Regions from separate parts of the Homo sapiens genome. Here region 1 is linked to region 2. A link is an interaction called in ENCODE POLR2A ChIA-PET data of the cell type or tissue named here. Cell type or tissue: Caco-2. All regions are shown on one strand.

Region 1 (5,000 bases), 71 kb after region 2:
GGCACAGGGCGGGGGAGGGAGGCCGGACCCTGCCACCCATGGAGCCTTCAGCAACTTTGTTGGTTTTTTTTCTTTTGAGACAGGGTCTTGCTCTGTTGCCCAGGCTGGAGTGCAGTGGTGCGATCTCGGCTCACTGCAACCTCTGCCTCCCGGGTTCAAGCGATTTTCCTGCCTCAGCCTCCTGAGTAGCTGGGATTACAGGTGCACGCCACCATGCCACCATGTCTGGCTAATTTTTGTATTTTTAGTAGAGACGGGGTTTTGCCATGTTGGCCAGGCTGATCTCAAACTCCCAACCTCAGGTGATCTGCCCGCCTCGGCCTCCCAAAGTGCTGGGATTACAGGCATGAGCCACCGCGCCTGGCCGGTTTTTTCCTTTTAAAAACTATATTAATTAACTTAATTTCACTACATAGCCTTTTTTCCTGAAAGTAAGTCATGTTTTTAATTATAAAGATAATATAAGGCCATTGGAGGAAACCCCGTCCCCCACTGAAGCATGAGGTCCGACTCCTGCCGCGCTGCTTCCTTCCCTGTTTTTAAATGTTCTCATGTTTCTTCACACAGTCGTAATCACTGTGAATGCCCAATTTGGGGCTCTGCTGTTTCTGTTTCGTGTCATAAGCATTTTCCCTGTTGCTGCCTCATCTTCATAATCATCCTTTTACTTTCCTGCACGATGTTACCCGTAGATGTGCCATCGTCTACTTAAGCATTCTCCTTTTATTAGACATCTCTGAATTTCTGCTAACTGCAGTGCTGTGAATATTCACCACGTCTCCTGCTACTATTTATTGAGGGTTTATGCCATGCCAGGTGCCGTGACACATGCTTTGAATACATGATTTCTAGTCCTCCCAACACCTCCACAAAGTAGCGACTGTTGTTCCCTAATCATAGATGAGAGAGGAGTCTTGGAGAAGGTAAATAAGCAGCCCAAGCTCGCACAGCTAGAGGCACAGGTGGGACTGGAACCCCAAGCTGACGTGCAAACTCCTTTGAGCCTCCTTCTCTCTACCCGGGAGGGTGGGACTGGAACCCCAAGCTGATGTGCAAGCTCCTTTGAGCCTCCTTCTCTCTACCCGGGAGTGTGGGTCTGCTCTGTGCCTTGAGCAGAGGCTCATTCTGCGTTCATTCACACATTCTTCCACCCACACTTAGTGATCAACTGCAGTGTGCCAAGCACACCCCTTCTCACGGCTGAGAAGCGGCAGTCTGGATTCAAACCCGTGTCTGTGGGACTCGTTTACCATCAGGCTATCTTGCCTCTCCCTTCAGCCCTCCCTGGTTGGCTGTGCCCCCAAGTACAGCACAGGGGACTCCACAGCCAGTGTGTTACACCACCAGGCTATCCTACCTCTCCCTTCAGCCCTCCCTGGCTGGCTGTGCCCCCAAGTATAGCTCAGGGGGAGCAAGCCCCACGCCCACCTCAACACTCAAGGGTCAGAATGAGAAGTGCAAATCTAAGTCCTAGGGGAAGGATCGATGATTATGAACGTCAATAAAGGGATGACTGGGCGGGCACGGTGGCTTATGCCTGTAATCCCAGCACTTTGGGAGGCCAAGGCGGGTGGATCACCTGAGGTCAGGAGTTTGAGACCAGCCTGGCCAACATGGCAAAACTCCGTCTCTACTGAAAGTACAAAAATTAGCTGGGTGTGATGGCAGGCACCTATAATCCCAGCTACTTGGGAGAATGAGGTGGGAGAATCGCTTGAACCCTGGAGGCAGAGGTTGGAGTGAGTGGAGATCGCGCCATTGCACTCCAGCCTGGGAACAAGAGCAAAACTCCATCTCACAAAATAAAAATAATTTAAAAAATAATAATAATAAAGGACATGACTCCCTGGAACTAGATCATGTTTGAGATAGTTCTGAGGCAGAGATGGCAATAATAAGCACACATGCTTCTGCCTGTCGTCCTTTGCGATGGCAGACATTACTAATCACATATGCCTCTGCCTGCTGTCCTTTGCCATGGCAGACATCACTAATCAACTAGGGCACACTTTCTTGCTAGACTTGGATGTGGCTTTGTAATCCTCCACCCAGTGTTGACCCATGTGACCACTCTTGATAAGAGGTGGCATTTGGAATAACACCTGTATTCCATTGCTAGCCTGAAGGATATTGAACACGGATAGTCTAGAAGGGAGGGAGGGGATTGTGGTGGGGAATAGGAAAATGTGAGCCCAGCCAGGAAGGCTTCGCTCTTCTTGATACCTAAGTGGTTTGGGATGTTTGACAACATGAGTCATCTGGGCCAGAAGCCTGGTAAGGTGAAGGGGCGGAGTTGCTCCCTGCGGGCGGGGCGGACCCCAGAACCCAGCTTTCATCACTCCAGTGTGTGTTTCCCAATCAGGCTCCTCAGGAGCAGGGATCGTTCTTGCTTCTGGCGAGTTCTCAGTCAACCCCTGTCAGTGGTTCTGTGGTTCTGGACCCAAGAGTTGAGGCTGGAAGAGCCAGGCTCCCTCTGGCTCATGGCTCCCTCTGGCTCGTTTGCAGGAAGCACCAGCAGTATGACTGTAAGTGGTACATCCCCCTGGCCGACCTGGTGTTTCCATCCCCCGAGGAGTCTGAGGCCAGCCCCCAGGTGCACCCCTTCCCAGACCATGAGCTGGAGGACATGAAGATGAAGATCTCTGCCCTCAAGAGTGAAATCCAGAAGGAGGTGAGCAGAGCTTGGTATCTGAGCCTGGGGCCCTTTGAGCCAGCTGTGTTGGGGGAGGTGGAGGCAGGAAGTTGTAAGGTTTGAGACTTTGAGAGGGAGCCTTGAGTGTGTAGTTACTAAGGGAAAGACCCCGACTACAGTAGCTCCAAGCAGATCGAGGGGGTCAGTGCTCAGGATTTCATAGGGCTAACATGGGAAGTGCCCTGGAAAGCAGTGCATGTTGAACACGATAGAAAGGGGAAGCAAGTAGCCAGGCGCAGTGGCTCACACCTGTAATCCCAGCACTTTGGAAGGCCGAGGCAGGTGGATCACCTGAGGCCAGGAGTTCGAGACCAGCCTGGCCAACATGGCAAAACCCTGTCTCTACTAAAAGTACAAAAATTAGCAGAGTGTGGTGGTGGGCACCTGTAATCCCAGCTACTCGGGAGGCTGAGGCAGTAGAATGGCTTGAACCCGGGAGGTGGAGGTTGCAGTGAGCCAAGAACATGCCAATGCACTCCAGTCTAGGCAATAGAGTGAGATTCTGTCAAAAACAAAAAAAAAAAGTGGAGGTAGAGGGAAGCAAGAGAAGAAAAAGCAGGCTTTTGTAAGGAAAAGCAGGACCTGTGCAAGGAAAAGGACCTGGGAGGCCTCTCAGAAACTGACAGATCAAGTAGGCAAATAAATAAGGAGAGAGAGGACCTGAATGCCACAATTAACATGCTTGACTTAAAAATGCAGAGAAGCTTGTGCCCTGACAGAAAACTGAGATTCTTGTCACACACGTTTGGGACCTTCACATTTATCCTATAATAGGCCACTAAGGAAATCTCAAAATTTTTCTGCAAGTTGATAGCATACAAGTCATGTTCACAGACCACAGTGGAGTAAAATTAGAAGTGAACAAGAATATTGGTCAGCCTGGGTGCAGTGGCTCACACCTTTAATCCCAGAACTTTGGGAGGCTGAGGATGGTGGATCGCCTGAGGTCAGGAATTCAAGATCAGCCTGGCCAACATGGTAAAAATCCATCTCTACTAAAAATACAAAATTATCCAGGCGTGGTGGATCATGCCTGTAATCCCAGCACTTTAGGAGGCCCAGGCAGGCAGGTCACCTGAGGTCAGGAGTTTGAGACCAGCCTGGCCAACATGGTGAAACCCCATTTCTACTGAAAATACAAAATTAGCCTGGCGTGGTGGCTTCCGCCTGTAATCCCAGCTACTCAGGAGGCTGAGACAGGAGAATTGCTTGAACCTGGGAGGCAGAGGTTGCATTGAGCTGAGATTCCGCTGCTGCACTCCAGCCTGAGCAACAGAGTGAGACTGTCTCAAAAAAAAAAAAAAAAAAAAAAAGCATTGGTTTGGAAAGTTCAAACTGACAAGGTAAAGAGGAAATCAAAATTCAAAATGAGAACTGCAAACTGTTTAGTGCTGTCTGGAAATGAGTGTACTACATACCAGTACCCATGGATGCAGCCAAAGTGCTGTTTAGAGGAACATGAATAGCCCTCAGTTCACATAACAACAGTGTCTAGAGGAACATGCATAGCCCTCAGTTCACATAACAACAGCGTCTAGAGGAACATGCATAGCCCTCAGTTCACATAACAACAGCGTCTAGAGGAACATGCATAGCCCTCAGTTCACATAACAACAGCGTCTAGAGGAACATGCATAGCCCTCAGTTCACGTAACAGCAGCGTCTAGAGGAACATGCATAGCCCTCAGTTCACGTAACAGCAGCATCTAGAGGAACATGCATAGCCCTCAGTTCACGTAACAACAGTGTCTAGAGGAACATGCATAGCCCTCAGTTCACGTAACAGCAGTGTCTAGAGGAACATGCATAGCCCTCAGTTCACGTAACAGCAGTGTCTAGAGGAACATGCATAGCCCTCAGTTCACATAACAACAGCGTCTAGAGGAACATGCATAGCCCTCAGTTCACGTAACAGCAGCGTCTAGAGGAACATGCATAGCCCTCAGTTCACGTAACAGCAGCGTCTAGAGGAACATGCATAGCCCTCAGTTCACGTAACAACAGTGTCTAGAGGAACATGCATAGCCCTCAGTTCACGTAACAGCAGTGTCTAGAGGAACATGCATAGCCCTCAGTTCACGTAACAGCAGTGTCTAGAGGAACATGCATAGCCCTCAGTTCACATAACAGCAGTGTCTAGAGGAACATGCATAGCCCTCAGTTCACATAACAACAGTGTCTAGAGGAACATGCATAGCCCTCAGTTCATGTAACAACAGTGTCTAGAGGAACATGCATAGCCCTCAGTTCACATAACAACAGTGTCTAGAGGAACATGCATAGCCCTCAGTTCACATAACAACAGTGT
Region 2 (5,000 bases):
CTGGTACAGGTGGCACCTGGGAAGTGGCAGCCTCGCTTCCGCTGGCCAGTTCCCTGGTTCAGGGTTGCCGGCCTCCCAGATCCACACCTGTGGTCCAGACTCTGCTGTCTGGCTGCCCGTTGGATCTTCTGACAGGGATGGCCATGAGTCTTCTCAGTCCAGACATGTCTCCACCTGGACTTAGGGTCTGTTCCCCCGGAACCAGCTCCCCCTTCCTGTCCATCGCTCAGCCCTCCAAGCCCAGAGGACCCTGCTGTGGCCGCATTTTCAGTCAACTCTCCCATCGCCAGACTTTGCCCTTGGTTCCCACCATGGTCACCTTTGACAAAGCACGGAGGGGCGGTTTGCCCCGTTCCACATCATCTCATGCACCACAGTCAGCTTCGTTTTCCTGAAGTCACCTCTGAAATCACCTTGCCATTTTGGCATCCGTGGCTCCCAGCGTGCGTGAAATCTGACTATTCAGGATAGTGTTCCAGGCCCTCTGCAGTCTGACCCCTCCAGAGCTCGGCTTCAGTGGTACCAGTCTGTTCATCAGGGCCAACCTCCTGCGTCCTGCCCCCATTCTGCACGCTGATACCCTGCCGCAAATGGACCTTTTCCTTCCTCACGCTCTGTGACTGGTTGTTTCTTCCATATGAACCCCTCAGGGCAGCCCACACACTTCGTGTTTGGTATTTGTATGAGTCCTACATATGATAACATTTTAAGAGCAAAGGTTGTGGAGTTGGATGACCTGTGTCCATCTGGTTTCCCACCTGACTGCCGTGAAATCTTGGGCGAGTAACTTAACTCCCTGCGCTTTCATTTCCTCCATTGTAAATGAGTCATAATGGTACGGAGGCAGAAATTTAAAAACAAATATGTATGTATTTACTCCAAGAAAAGTAACAGGCAAGGCAAGGGTTAAAAAGAAAAAAAAAACAGGCCGGGCACGGTGGCTCACGCCTGTAATCCCAGCATTTTGGGAGGCCGAGGCGGGTGGATCACGAGGTCAGGAGATGGAGACCATCTTGGCTAACACGGTGAAACCCTGTCTCTACTAAAAATACAAAAAAATTAGCCGGGCATGATGGCAGGCACCTGTAGTCCCAGCTACTCGGGAGGCTGAGGCAGGAGAATGGCTTGAACCCGGGAGGCGGAGCTTGCAGTGAGCCGAGATGGCGCCACTGCACTCCAGCCTGGGCGACAGAGCGAGACTCCATCTCAAAAAACAAAAAACAAAGGAACAAAAAAAACCTCTTTTTTTTTCTGCCTAGCAAGCTCACTTTAAGGAGTTATAAGATAACGCTGTTTAAGAAGCCAAGGCTAAAGAAATGGGCTCCACACACCCGCCTTTTAGAGCAAGGTTGAAGGAAAAAAGAAAGAGAAATTCCTTTACTGTTACTCCTTTCCCTGGCTTCCTAAGCATAACTGTGTTTACAAATGTCTGGATTTAGCCAGTCCTTGTTTTTCTTTTGACACAGCTACAAGCCACAAGTTATGCACTATATGATTAACTGCTTTTGTTTTACTTTTGTGAAGTCTGCTTATAAAAACCCCATTCTGTCTTTATTCAATGCTAAGCTTTTTAAATGCAAATCCACTGAGCTAGTGCATACCTAAAATAAACAGTCCTTCCCTTCTCCATATCGGTCTCTCCGGTCCTCAGTTTCCTGCAACAGTACAACTTAGATTTTAAATTTTTAAGAAGTTTTTCAGGCAGAGTGTGGTGGCTCATGCCTATAATCCCAGCACTTTGGGAGGCCAAAGTGGAGGACTCTTTGAGGCCAGGAGTTCAAGACCAGCCCGGCCCACATAGCAAGACCCTGTGTCTACAAAAACTTTTTCGAATCAGCCAGGCATGGTTGTGCATGCCTGTGGTCTCAGCTACTTGGGAGGCTGAGGCAGGGGGATCATCTGAGCCCAGGAGTTTGAGGCTGCAATGAGCTATGTTTGTGCCACTGCACTCCAGCCTGGGCAACAGAGCGAGACTCTGTCTCTAAAAAAAACAAAAAACAAAAATCAAAAAACAAAAAAAAGCTTTTCAAGTGCACCAGTCTTAAGCATAGAGCTTGGTGAATATTTCCATATGTCTGCTTGTGTAACTAACACCCAGATCAAGATATGGAACATCTTCAGTGTCCTGGAAAGTTGCTTCCTGCCCCTTCCCAGCCAACACTCCCTGTCCCCGTCGTCCACCCCCAGAAAGCCACTGCCATGGACTTCTATCACCATCCATTTGTTTCGCCTGTTCTTGAGCTTTGTATTTAGGCTGGTGCAAAAGTAGTTGAGAGCTGGACGTGGTGGGTCACACCTGTAATCCCAGCACTTTGGGAGGCTGAGGCGGGTGGATCACCTGAGGTCAGGAGCTTGAGACCAACCTGGCCAACATGCTGAAACCCCATCTCTACTAAAAAAAAAAAAAAATTAGCCGGGTGTTGGTGGTGGGCACCTGTAATCCCAGCTACTCAGGAGGCTGAGGCAGGAGAATTGCTTGAACCCAGGAGGCGGAGGTTGCAGTGAGCCGAAATTGTGCCACTGCTCTCCAGCCTGGGTGACAGAGTGAGACCCCGTCTCAAAAAAAAAAAAAAAGTAATTGTGGTTTTTACCATTATATATTACCTTTGCTCCAACCTAAAGTAAATAGCCTCCTGCGGTGCAGGCATACCTCGCTTTACGGCACTCCTGTGATGCGGGCGTACCTTGCTTTACGGCACTCATGTGCAGGCGTACCTCGCTTTACGGCACCTCCATGCTTAGTTGAGCTTCAAAGATGCTGCGTTTTTTTTCACCAGTTGGAAGTGTGTGGCCACCTCGCATTCTCTCTGTGTTACGTGTTGGTGGTTCTCACGATCTTTCAGACTTTTTTATTGTTATGACACCTGTTACAGTGATCTGTGATCAGCGATCCTCCATGTTAGCATTGTCATTGTTTTGGGCACCACAGACCGGACCCGGCAACCTTCATCTATGAACGTTGTGTGTTCTGGCTGTTCCGCCCACCAGCCTTTCCCAGCCTCTCTCCTCTCCCCGCTCCAGCCTCCCTATTCCCTGAGACACAAAAATATCCAAGTTAGTCCAGTGAGTAACCCTACAGTGGCCTCGAGGTGTGCGTCTGTCACTTTAAATCAAAAGCTAGAAATGGTTCAGTTTAGCCCGGGCTCGGTGGCTCACGCCTGTAATCCCAGCACTTTGGGAGGCCGAGGCGGGCAGATCACGAGGTCAGGAGTTCAAGACCAGCCTGGCCAACATGGTGAAACCCCATCGCTACTAAAAATAGAGAAATTAGCCGGGCGTGGTGGCGGGCGCCTGTAATTCCAGCTACTCAGGAGTCTGAGGTGGGAGACTCACTTGAACCTGGGAGGCAGAGGTTGCAGTGAGCTGAGATTGTGCCGCTGCACTCCAGCCTGGGTGATAGAGACTGTCTAGAAAAGAAAGAAAGAGGGAGAGAGAGAAGGAAGAGAGAAAGAGAGAGAGAGAGAGAAAAAAGAAATGATTTAGTGTAGTGAGGAAGGCTTGTTGAAAGCCAAGATAGGCTGGAAGCGGAGCCTCTCCTACCAGTTAGCCAAATTGTGAACACACAGGAAAAGTGTTTTAAGGAAATTCAAAGTGCTTCTCCAGTGAACACAAGAATGATAAGGGAAACAGCCCCACTGCTGATATGGAGAAAGTTTGAGTGGTCGGATAAAGATCAAACCAGCCACAACGTTCCCCTGAGCCGGAGCCCAATCCAGAGCAAGGCCCTCGCACTCTGCAAGTCTGTGAAGGCTGAGAGAGGTGAGGAAGCTGCAGAGGAAAGTTTGAAGCTGGCAGAGATTTGTTCATGAGGGGTCAGGAAAGAAGCCGCTTTCATAACAGAAAAAGGCAAAGTGAAGCAGCAAGTACGGATGGAGAAGCTGCGGCCAGTTGTGCAGAAGATGTAGCAAAGACTGTAAAGGAAGGTCACCGCACTAAACATCAGATTTTTGGCCAGGCGCGGTGGCTCACGCCTGTAATCCCAGCACTGTGGGAGGCCGAGGTGGGTGGATCACTTGAGGTCAGGAGTTCAAGATCAGCCTGGCCTACATGGTGAAACCCTGTCTTTACTAAAAATACAAAAATCAGCCAGGCCTGGTGGTGCACATCTGTAATCCCAGCTACTCAGGAGGCTGAGGCAAGAGAATCACTTGAACCTGGGAGGTGGAGCTTGCAGTGAGCTGAGATCGCGCCATTGCACTCCAGCCTGGGCAACAGAGCCAGACTCTATTTCAAACAACAACAACAAAACCAAACAAAACAAAAACAAAACAGATCAGATTTTCAATGTAGACAAAACAGCCTTCTATTGGAAGAAGACATATGTAGGACTTTCATCCTAGAAAAGGGATCCGTGCCTGGCTTCGAAGTTTCAAAGGACAGAAGGACAGGCTGACTCTAGTGTTAGGGGCCAGTGCAGGGGTGACTTTAAACCAGTGCTCACTGACCATTCTGAATATCCCAGGGACTTTAGGAGTAATGCTCAAACAATGGTATTCTTCACAGAAATAGAAAAAAAAAAATGCTAAAATTTATATGGAACCAAAACAAAAATAACAAAACTGGAAGAATCACATTACCTGACTTTATTTGTTTATTTTTTTTGAGACAGAGCCTTGCTCTGTCACCCAGGCTGGAGTGCAGTGGCCCAATCTTGCCTCACTGCAACCTCCGCCTCCCGGGTTCAAGTGAATCTCCTGCCTCAGCCCCCCGAATAGCTGGGATTACAGGCACCTGCCACCAAGCCCAGCTGATTTTTGTATTTTTAGTAGAGACAGGCTTTCACCATGTTGACCAGGCTGGTCTCAAACTCCTGACCTCCGGTGATCTGCCTGCTCCAGCCTCCCACAGTGCTGGGATTACAGGTGTGAGACACCGCACCTGGCCTCTCTGAAGACTTTTGATGCAGCTTTGGTGGAATAATGGTCAGGGCTGGGCTCCCTCAGCTGCTCTTCCCTCTCTCATTCCCATCCTCAATTCTTGGGCAGAAAATAAGTTTATCA

What was found. ChIA-PET counts read pairs that join two places held together with the same protein. Peaks named below come from ENCODE experiments on the same cell type or tissue, not always from the same donor. Only the 100,000 strongest peaks of a DNase experiment are listed, where the experiment ranks them.
Region 1: POLR2A ChIA-PET joins it to region 2 with 13 read pairs; 7 of 35 experiments call an interaction of 5 or more read pairs at or near these places.

Annotation. Positions count from the first base shown.
Region 1 is chr17:1,064,748-1,069,747 of GRCh38, reverse strand. ABR (ABR activator of RhoGEF and GTPase) reads left to right here. Exons shown (of 23, transcript NM_021962.5): 10 at 2,506-2,671. Among named protein-coding and RNA genes, the nearest start is that of MIR3183, 45 kb to the right of the region's middle. In Caco-2, no CTCF peak of the experiment used is centred here; no DNase peak of the experiment used is centred here.
Region 2 is chr17:1,135,478-1,140,477 of GRCh38, reverse strand. The region is part of intron 1 of ABR (ABR activator of RhoGEF and GTPase); the gene reads left to right. Among named protein-coding and RNA genes, the nearest start is that of ABR, 42 kb to the left of the region's middle. In Caco-2, no CTCF peak of the experiment used is centred here; a DNase peak (open chromatin) is centred at 2,687; H3K4me3 peaks cover 1,317 bases.